Linked DNA regions of Homo sapiens: region 2 is linked to region 1. A link is a loop called in an ENCODE intact Hi-C map of the cell type or tissue named here. Cell type or tissue: Caco-2. All regions are shown on one strand.

Evidence for each region. A loop is a pair of places that touch in the nucleus more often than their neighbours do. Peaks named below come from ENCODE experiments on the same cell type or tissue, not always from the same donor. Only the 100,000 strongest peaks of a DNase experiment are listed, where the experiment ranks them.
Region 2: a loop joins it to region 1, with 18 times the contacts of the local background. A loop is called at or near these places in 1 of 110 quality-filtered maps.

What each region holds. Positions count from the first base shown.
Region 1 is chr14:78,397,104-78,402,103 of GRCh38, reverse strand. All of the region lies in intron 4 of NRXN3 (neurexin 3), which reads right to left. Among named protein-coding and RNA genes, the nearest start is that of NRXN3, 230 kb to the right of the region's middle. RefSeq lists an enhancer at 3,205-3,374. In Caco-2, no CTCF peak of the experiment used is centred here; no DNase peak of the experiment used is centred here.
Region 2 is chr14:78,517,001-78,522,000 of GRCh38, reverse strand. The region is part of intron 4 of NRXN3 (neurexin 3); the gene reads right to left. Among named protein-coding and RNA genes, the nearest start is that of NRXN3-AS2, 190 kb to the left of the region's middle. In Caco-2, no CTCF peak of the experiment used is centred here; a DNase peak (open chromatin) is centred at 1,940.

The DNA.
Region 1 (5,000 bases):
GTGCATAGCACACAATGTACAATGTGTAATAAACCGCACCATTCAGAACAGTTAATCATCCATTCAGTGATTCATCACTCACCACATGCAGTGAGACAGAAACACCATTTTAAAGCATGCAATAATTCCCTTTTTAAAGCTGTACAACATTGGAATTCAGCAAACCTGGAATCGAATGCAGGCTCTGTATCTTACTAGTTTGATCTAGTCAAGGCATTAAAAATTATTAAAACTTAGAAACTAGTGAGTATGTTCCTCTATTGTGTATTGCCTTTTTAACTATAATGAATAGTTTAGCTGGTTAGATCAAGAAGTTAAGTATGAGTTATAGATTGAATCCTTATGTGGGCCAGCCAGCTTTATACAAGTTAGAAAATGGTCCATTGCCAGAGACTGGCTATTTGTTCAAGCAAAGGAGCATAATATCTGCCTTTGATTTATGAATTGAATGTTTATGTCCCTTCCAAAATTTATGTTAAAATTTAATACTCATTGTGGTGGTATTAAAAAGTGGCCTTTTGGGACCCAACTAGTGCCTTATAAAAGGTCTGGAGAGAACTAACTTAGGCCTTTTTGCTTTTCCACCTTCCACTGTTGAAATCTAATCCTCATTGTGATGGTATTAAAAAGTGGCCTTTGGGCCAGACGTGGTGGCTCACGCCTGTAATCCCAGCACTTTGGGAGGCTCAGGAGGGCAGATCACCTGAGGTCAGGAGTTCAAGATCAGCCTGGCCAATATGGCAAAACCATGTCTCTACTAAAAATACAAAAATTAGTCAGGCATGGTGGCGGGTGCCTGTAATTCCAGCTACTCAGGAGGCTGAGGCAGGAGAATCACTTGAACCCAGGAGGCGGTGGCTGCAGTGAGCCAAGATCACGCTATTGCACTCCAGCCTGGGCAACAGAGAAAGACGCCATCCCAAAAAAAATAAAAAGTGGCATTTTGGGACCCCACTAGTGCTTTATAAAATGACTGGAGGGAACTAACTTAGACCTTTTTGCTTTTCCACCTTTTACCGTGTGAGGACAGAGCATTTGTCACCTCCAGAGGATTAGCAAGAAGGCACCATCTTGGAAGCAGGGAACAGGGTCCTCACCAGATGCTGAACCTGCCAGCACTTTGATATTGGACTTCTCAGCCTCCAGAACTGTGAGAAATAAATTTCCCTTGTTTATAAATTCCCCAGTCTCAGGTATGTTATTATAGCAGCACAAACAGATGAAGATGGTTTTCATCATAAAAATTGGGGGAGGGTGCAGAGGAGAATGGGAAATGGTGAGGATTAATCATGATAATCTATCACTGGTAATCAGAGAGAAACCGACTGCATACACCCAGCCAGGCAGTCATTTAGTGATTTTCATAAACACAGTGGAGAGTGTATTTCCACTTTGAAGACAGAGACCATCAATTACATACTAAGTCCATAACTTAGAGAATTGTCAGGTTTAACTTAATAATGCCTATACAGCATCATGCACAGTCCAGGGAATAAGTGCTCAATAAACACCTTGAAGATCCTTCACTAGCTCACTGGAATCCAACCCCCTTGAGGATTCTCAGGCCCATGTATTTTTGCGGTACCTTTTAGAAATATCCGCAATCCGATGAATCAAACTAAATACTTGGGAGTTAATAGACTGACAGCTAGGTAAAGTTTCTATAAAAGATGCCCATAAAGCTCAAGAAGAGAAAATAGTTGCCTATGGTTGGTTTAAGTCTTAAAAGTACCACCAGTAAAAACACTGTCAGATAAAGGAAGACAGCTGAAACTTTACTTCGAGTTTATAGAAATTTTGAAACTAATCTTTCTGACTTTTGCCTGCTGTATTAGTAATGGAATGGATGGAGGGAATAACTACTACTTCTTGGCTCCAAGGTCAACTCATAATAGGAGACTGCTGTATTTTTTCTATGTCTGAGAGAAATTTCTCTTAAAGGGGAATAATGCCTTTTTCTGCCATGGCTGCATCATCCCCTTTCAATATTTCTAATAGAATGAAGTAAAATGTTTTACAGTTATTTCTCTGCAAATACTGAAAGAAAAAGAAAACAAAACACAGACTGGTCAATTATTTATTTTCTGTTACAATAGATATTGTAAAAACAAAGAATAGTAAATGTAGTATAGATAAATGATGTGAGAAAATTTCCCCTAGTTACATAGCTAATTCTAGTTTCCCTCTGACACTATTAGGATCTTGAGGGAGGGGCCTCTCTGCTGCCTTGCATTTTTCCGGAGGACTTTTTCTACCATTCTACAAAACAGAGCAACTTAATGGCTAGAGGTGGCAGTGACACAAGCAATTGAAGACTATGACAGTGTTGTGAATTTCCCAAGGATTCAGCCAGACTAGCGAATAGCTAGAATGGATAGCAAATAAAAATTACTGTCAAAAATAGCCAATGCATCACTAGTTATTAAGGGCCAACTAACCACAAATTCACCAGGCAGCAGTTAGACATTGAGTATGGAAGGGTAGAGCAGAGTAGTTAGAGGCTGGTATTTAAAAAGGTTAAACAGAAGAAGAAATTAGAAGACAGAGAAATGGAAAATTCTCATGCACTGAGTCTGAGAGCTTTAAGGAGAGTCCAGCACCCTGGACAGCTCCCTGGGAACCTTCGTATTTCCAAAATGAGCCTATACTGTAATTGACCATCATTTCTCATACACTTATCAAATGCTTTGGTGTTTTTGAAACAAGTGCACAGACTTCTGTTTCAGGGAGAATAGAGTATACATGCTTGTTTCTATTCCTTCTATTAAGTACAACTAAAAACTCTAGATACTATATATAAAACAAACATAAGATTTTTTAAATATTTTATTATGTGTATTTTTATTATGTATATGGTTGTTTTTATACTATATATAAAACAACCATAAGAAATGATAGGAGAATGTATACTAATTCAGGACCTTGAGATCTAAAGAATGACACAGCAATAAGTTTTCTGTGTTTTTGTTTTGTATCGCATATCTCAGACTAAGTATTGAATAAATTGGTAATGTGACAAAAAGCCCCATAGAAGGCCTGCTATCTCTAGTCAAAGAACCAGGAAGACAAAAAACTTTCACAAAGCAATTTCCATACTCCAGCCAAACATCACAGAAAGAGTGTGGTCCCATATCTACCCAGTCCAGTGAAGAACAACTGAGGAACATAGACCCTCACACTTGTTAGGCTATAATGGGGTCTCAACTTGCCAGCCTGAGTGGTATCAGATAAGGCCAAGCCAGGAGCCAGGACTTTCATCTCTGCCATGTAACAACAAAACCCTCCACCTCCATGGTGTCAATTGAGACCACATGGGGAGCCTGGATTTTTATTTCTATTCAGCAGAAACAAATCACCACTCCCCATCCCCTCGGGGTTATGTCAATGAAGTCCTAGTAGAGAGCCAGGACTTTTGCCAGCACCCAACATAATGAGGCAATTCCACCATTATCATCACAGTATCAATGGAGGCCACATGGGGAATAGTAACAAGGCATTTCTTTCACTCTTAGATAGGGAGGTATCAATGGAGGCCTCATAGGAAGCCAGACCTCCAAACTCTGCCCAACAGTAACAAGCCCCACCCTCATGTGTCAATATTGGCCAAGTAGAGAACCTAGACTTTTACCTGAATGAAATAGTAAGGAGGTGGTTCCCCCAACCACCTTTCCCCGACAGAGAAGTGTCAGACAAAGCCAAGTAAAACAGAAAGTTTAAATAAGACCCAGAGTCTCAAAATAATAACCAAAGTGTCCAGGTTTCAATGGAAACACATCATAGCAAGAACTGAGATGATCTCAAAATGAATAAAAAGAGACAATCAATAGATGCCAATAGTAAAATGATGGAAATGTTAGAATTACATACTTTTTTTTTTTTTTTTTTTTTTGAAACAGAGTTTTGCTCTTGTCACCCAGGCTGGAGTGCAATGGTGCAATCTCGGCTCACTGCAACCTCTGCCTCCCGGATTCAAGCAATTCTCCTGCCTCAGCCTCCCGAGTAGCTAGGATTACAGGGACGCACCACCATGCCCAGCTAATTTTGTATTTTTAGTAGAGACAGGGTTTCACCAGGTTAGCCAGGCTTGTCTCGAACTCCTGACCTCAGGTGATCTGCCCACCTCAGCCTCCCAAAGTGCTGCGATTACAGGCATAAGCCACTGCCCCTGGCCCTAAAACAGTCATTTTAAAAGCACTTCAGGCCAGGGGCAGTGGCTCATGCCTGTAATCCCAGCACTTTGCGGGGGCCAAGGCAGGCAGATCACTTGAGGTCAGGAGTTCAAGACCAGCCTGGGCAACCTGGTGAAACCCTGTCTCTACTAAAAATACAAAAATTAGCCTGGCATGGTGGCATGTGCCTGTAATTCCAGCTACTTGGGAGGCTGAGGCAGGAGAATCACTTGAACCCGGGAGGTAGAGGTTGCAGTGAGCCAAAATCGCACCACTGCACTCCAGCCTGGGTGACAGAGCTAGACTCTGTCACAAACAAACAAACAAACAAAAAAAGTGCTTCAAGGAGTATAGTCTCAGCAATGAAATAAAAGTCTCTGCAACTAAAAAGAAAATATAAATAAGAACAAAAATGACATTTTAAGAATGGGAAAAAAAAACAGAATAACTGATAAACTACAATAACCAAAATAAAAATCGCAGTGAATGGGCACAACAGCAGAATGGAGGACACAGAGGGGGAGAAAAATCAATTAATTGGAAGATAGACATTACCCAATCTAAACAGCAGCAAGAAAAGAGAAGAAGGTGAATGGAGCCACAGGGTCTGTGGACTATAGCAAAAGGTGTAACATTTCTGTAATGAAGTCCAAGAGGAAGAGGACAAAGGAGGCATGGCTGAAAAGTACTTAAAGAAGTAATAACTTAAAACTCCCCAACTGTGGTAAGAGACATCAAACTAAATGACTCAAGAAGATTAGTAAAGTGCAAGCAGGTTAAATAAAATGTTTAAATCCACATGATGGCACATGCTATGGACTGAATTGTGCA
Region 2 (5,000 bases), 120 kb before region 1:
GACCTAAATCATTCATCTTCATCTCTTACCTATTCCTTCCTGCTCACTTATCAGTGAAATTAAAAATCAGTGGGCTACCATCCTTTATGATAAGAATTTTTCAAACAATAAAGGACAACAATAAGTTAATTTACATCCTTCCTTTTTCTTGGTTCCCAAGTTTCCTTTTGTTAACCCCCAAAAACATATATTCCATGGGGTTTTTTTTAAATTTCATCAGGATATACAGATAAGCTCTACTCACAGAGAAGCCCTCTTATCCAGTTATATATCATTGTGGTATTTTACATTATAAACCATTCACTGAAATTAAGGTTTTTATATGTTTTTGTAAAGATATATCATTCATCTCCCCTAGAATAATCTGAGAGTGTTTTCCCCATCCACAAACTTATATCCATCCCCCAAAATAATTAATACAAGAGTCTATAAAATATTGCTCACTTAACCATCCTCAATTGGCTAAGTGGCCATTGTAAAAATTAACCCTGGGCTTCAGGCAGAGCACTTCTGCATAGCATGGGTCAATTAGCTCTCTGTATATGTGACTTTTAAGAAAAGAATTAAAGACTAAAATTTTTCTTCATCGTTTACCTTTGATGATTAATATCTAAATGGCCCGCATTAAATGTGGTAGATGTCTTTTTTGAATAAATACATTCTTTGGAGAGAATAAAATGCCAAACTAACCTAAACATCAAGAAAGATGGGCCAAGCAGAGTAACAGCAATTATTTTCTAATTGGCTTATGCTTTTAATATATACAGGACTGAATACCAGAAAGAGGCAGAAATAAATGACGGTGAAAGGAATTAGAGTGGGGATAGAGGAAGAGAGAGAGACAGACAGACAGAGTACACAAAGGAGCATGCAATGGATCCCCCATAAATTATTCCACTTGAACTTCAATTACATTGATTGCTATGTATTTGTCACTGATAGGAAAATAAAACTTTTGTTCTCTCCAGCTTTGTTTATCCTCCAAATGGCAAAGTAAAACAATGTCATTCAGAAGTCATAAATCTGACCGGGGAGAAAGCCCTACTGACAGCTTCTATGCCGAGCTATTTTTTAAAAAGAAAGATATTAACTTCTCAGCACCATAATATTAATGCCTGTACCTCCTCTGCCCCCTAGGGTCTTCACAGCTCCTAACTTTCACTGTGCTAATTCGCAGTGTTCTGTCTCTTCCCATCATGAGGGGCACCAGTTGGACAACCTTCCAACCTATCCAGTAATCGTTCCCAACTGCATCACTTTCAAACTAATTTCACAAACATGAGAATATTTGAGTCTTAGCACAAGTTTGTGAGTATACAGGGAATAACCTGTCTACATTTTACAAATAAGGATACTGAGGCTTCAAAATAAACTAAATGACTTTACCCAGCTTCTAAGTGGTGAAACCCTGATTTGAACTTTTAATTTCAAATCCAGTATTCTTTCCACTCTATTCCACCAACTTTATCTGAGTCCTCTGTATCATTGTGAGACATGCCCATTGTTTGAGTCTATCTTCAAAGTTTCACCTTGAACTACAGTTTCCTGAAAATTCCAATAAATACGTAATAAGTATATGTGATCTGGGCTAAAAGGCTAAAGAAATTCCAACCCAAGCAACTAATAAATTGCATCCAGATTAATTAAATGCTAAAATATCTGGGAGAAAAGCAAGCAGAAAGAAGTTAAAGGACTTCACTGACAATATCTGTTTCTACCCATTAATTATTTCAGTTGATCAAATGCCCATCCAGGGTCTGTGCAGGTTAAAGGAAAGAATAATAAGCTCACCATTGGACAGGTAGTATCCAAGGCAAGGTCCTGGCAGGGCCAGTGAGTGAAATGGTCAATCAAGTAATTACTGCATGCAGAATGAGGGTTAGGAACATGGAAAGGAGCCAATAATCCAGATAGATAGGAAGGCTTGAACAGGGGATGTTTCAGCACCATGGAGAGGTCCACCCCCAACTGTTTCAGAGGCATTTGAAAGAGCCTTGCTATTCTTGAATCCCACAACTTGGGTCTTCTTTGGTTGACTTAATTCAATAAACTTTAAATGTTCACTGTTGCATACCTAGTATTAGGGTATAAATATTTTACAGAGTCTTTCCAAAAGCATTTCTTGTGTTCCAGCATGCTCTACAAACATCTCTAAACTTCTCTAAAGCTATGTCTTCTGTGTCTTCATACATGTGGGTCCTTTGATATTTATTCCCTTTATTTCCTTGATTTACCTAGGCAACTCCTACTCCTTCAAGGTCCTCAACAAATATAACCTTCTCTGTGAATGCTCCCAATCATCTTAGACAGTTAGTTGCTAACTCCTTTAGCAATTTCTGACTTAATGGTGGTCTTCCTCACCATGTATTACAGTCATTTATTATTCACCTCTACAAATAGACTGAGATGACTTTGAGGATAAGTATGGTGGTTTTTTCTTTTGCTTTCCCAGCACCAGGCACATTGTATGTACTCAATTAATGTGTACTGAGTAAATAAATTAATGAATAAATGGTATTAAGTTACACATAATGAGGAATCATTTCAATAAAATGCTTCCTAAATAAACACGCAGAGAATGTAAGTATCCATGGAATGGAATAAAATGAGCATTTTTCTCGTGCACACATCTACCACAATGATGACTGGAGCAGGTTGGTAAATGTGGGGGATTTGATCATTACGTACATACTTATCAGAGCCCAAGTTCTCCTGAAGCAGGATGATGGGTAGAGAGATACCTCGGTTTGCCAAAGTGGTCTTTATCACAGACATATGTTTACTAATAACTACAAAATGACCCAATCCTTCTGGATCCTTTGCTACCATAAGTCTCAACTTTCTTGTAAGGTTTTTACATACTAAAGATTTTATTATTCATCTACTCTGATCTATAGACAAGTTGTATAATAAATTATTCAGCCACTTCCTGATGAATAGCAGAATGATATTATATACTAGAGTCTATCTGAAAGGAATATTTCTTTATAGGCTAGAGGCCAGTTGACTGTCCTACTCTTTGAAGAAGAGTGACAGTTCCTGATTAAGGTTATTTTTCCTCAATACTAGATTCCAGGGGAGCAGAAGATATCACAGAGAGGAAATCCACAGTGATCAAATGGGACAACCCATCACAGGCCTTATCTTCACCTCCAGAACGAGTAGTTCTTTGTTCTGGGGTATGCTTTGGTGTAGGAAAACTTGAGGATTACCCCCACCTGCCTCAGGATGTATCCATCTGTGAACCAATTAGGGCATGGGCTATGATCTCACCATTTTATAGCAGAAGAAAAGAGAAAGACCTAAATTCAAAAAGCCTGACTTTTGATTGAATTCTTGCCTCTGGTAAAGCCTGCTCCCATATGTGTCAAGGATAAATGCCAAGTAAGAGCTCGCATTTTGTACCCAGGAACAGCTTAAATCAAACCCTGTTTCTGCTGGATCCCAGAGGTTTTGACAGTTCATGGAGAGACACTCTCATTGGTTCTCAAGCTACCTTTTCTTTGGGGACCTCACTTTTTTTCTATTTTATGTCACATATGGAGCAAAAGTCAAATTAGGCACACTTTCTGATCACCTCTAGCTCCTGTAACTCCGGACTGGATTAGATCCCCACCTAGAGAGAAATTTAAATGACAAAAAGTGATGCTAAACATAAAGACTGCAATCCTTCCAGGTGGGTGAGACTCCATGTAAATTACCATTTCCTAAGAAACCAAAACCCAGCCTCTTTTCTGACTTACCACAGCCCTCATTGTGGGCATCACATTTGGGTACTTGTACTATACTACCGGAACTTTAAAATTGCCAAGAACCACTGAAAATAAAGTTCTGGGCATATATGCCTTAACTCCCCAAATAGACTGTAAAGGTCTCATGAGAGGGCATCATGTCTTAGTTTTTTCAAACCCCATAGAGTAATCTTCTATGTTATCTAGGTTCTAACAACTTAACAAAAGATGATTCCTCTATTTGCAACTCCAGCTCAGATATTCTTCTAAGACATACTTAACCTCCCAAAAGATCCATTTGTCTAGGCAGAGAGTTTAGGCACAGGAAGTTGGATCCCTGGTTTCTTGAGTGAAAATACATGAGGAGTGACAACTTTACAGATTTTGAACAAGCTTTTTCTGACAATCTAAACTGACAGTGAACATCATATGTTTCCCTCTGATGACTTAAGAACAGAATATGAACCTGCATTTGCAAAGGTAAAAATTTGATTTTTGACGTCTAGATAGTCCATCTAATTGTCCTGAGTACTTTTCTTTATCGTGTGCTTCTTTGGAATAATTGAATTGAAGGCAAAAACACCTTCTTGGGCTGTACACTTTGATAATGAATTCCTAAATGGTTTTCACCTATCTCTGAGAGAAACAGCAGCCTGTCTGGCAGCTGACAGTCTAGTTTCTGAACTTGACTAATGCAATGAAGAGAAAGAGGTGAGCAAAATGTGAACTGAAGATAGCATATGGGCTTTTTGATAATGAGCATAGGGAGTCTGTTTCATGACAAATGACAGGGAAAACAAGTGTACTTAAAAATCCATCTCTGTAACTGTGCTGTAACCACAGTTGGGGTAGCTCAGCAGACAGCCCCCTCTCACCAAATTCTAGTCACCCATATGTACTAGGCAAGGGCAGAATTAGGACAGAACCTGTTCATGTGATATCCTAGTAAGAGAAGAGCCTTGTCACTACCACTCATCACCCAGCATTACTTAAATCAACATATTAAATAGCTCAATCATCCTTTTCATTATCTAAAGTTATTGGCCATACTCCAATAAATGCACACTGATTTATACATTTCTAAAGTGTTTATTTTCATTCACCCCATGAGAAAGAAAACCTAAATTATATTCAAATAAAATAAAGTGAAAAAACAAATGATTTGGACATGGCCTAAAAATGTAAGAAGATTAAAATACTTTCTCACTTGTGCCTGAAGCCATCAACTTCTCTGTACTCCATAGAATTTAACAAAAATTTAAACAAAAG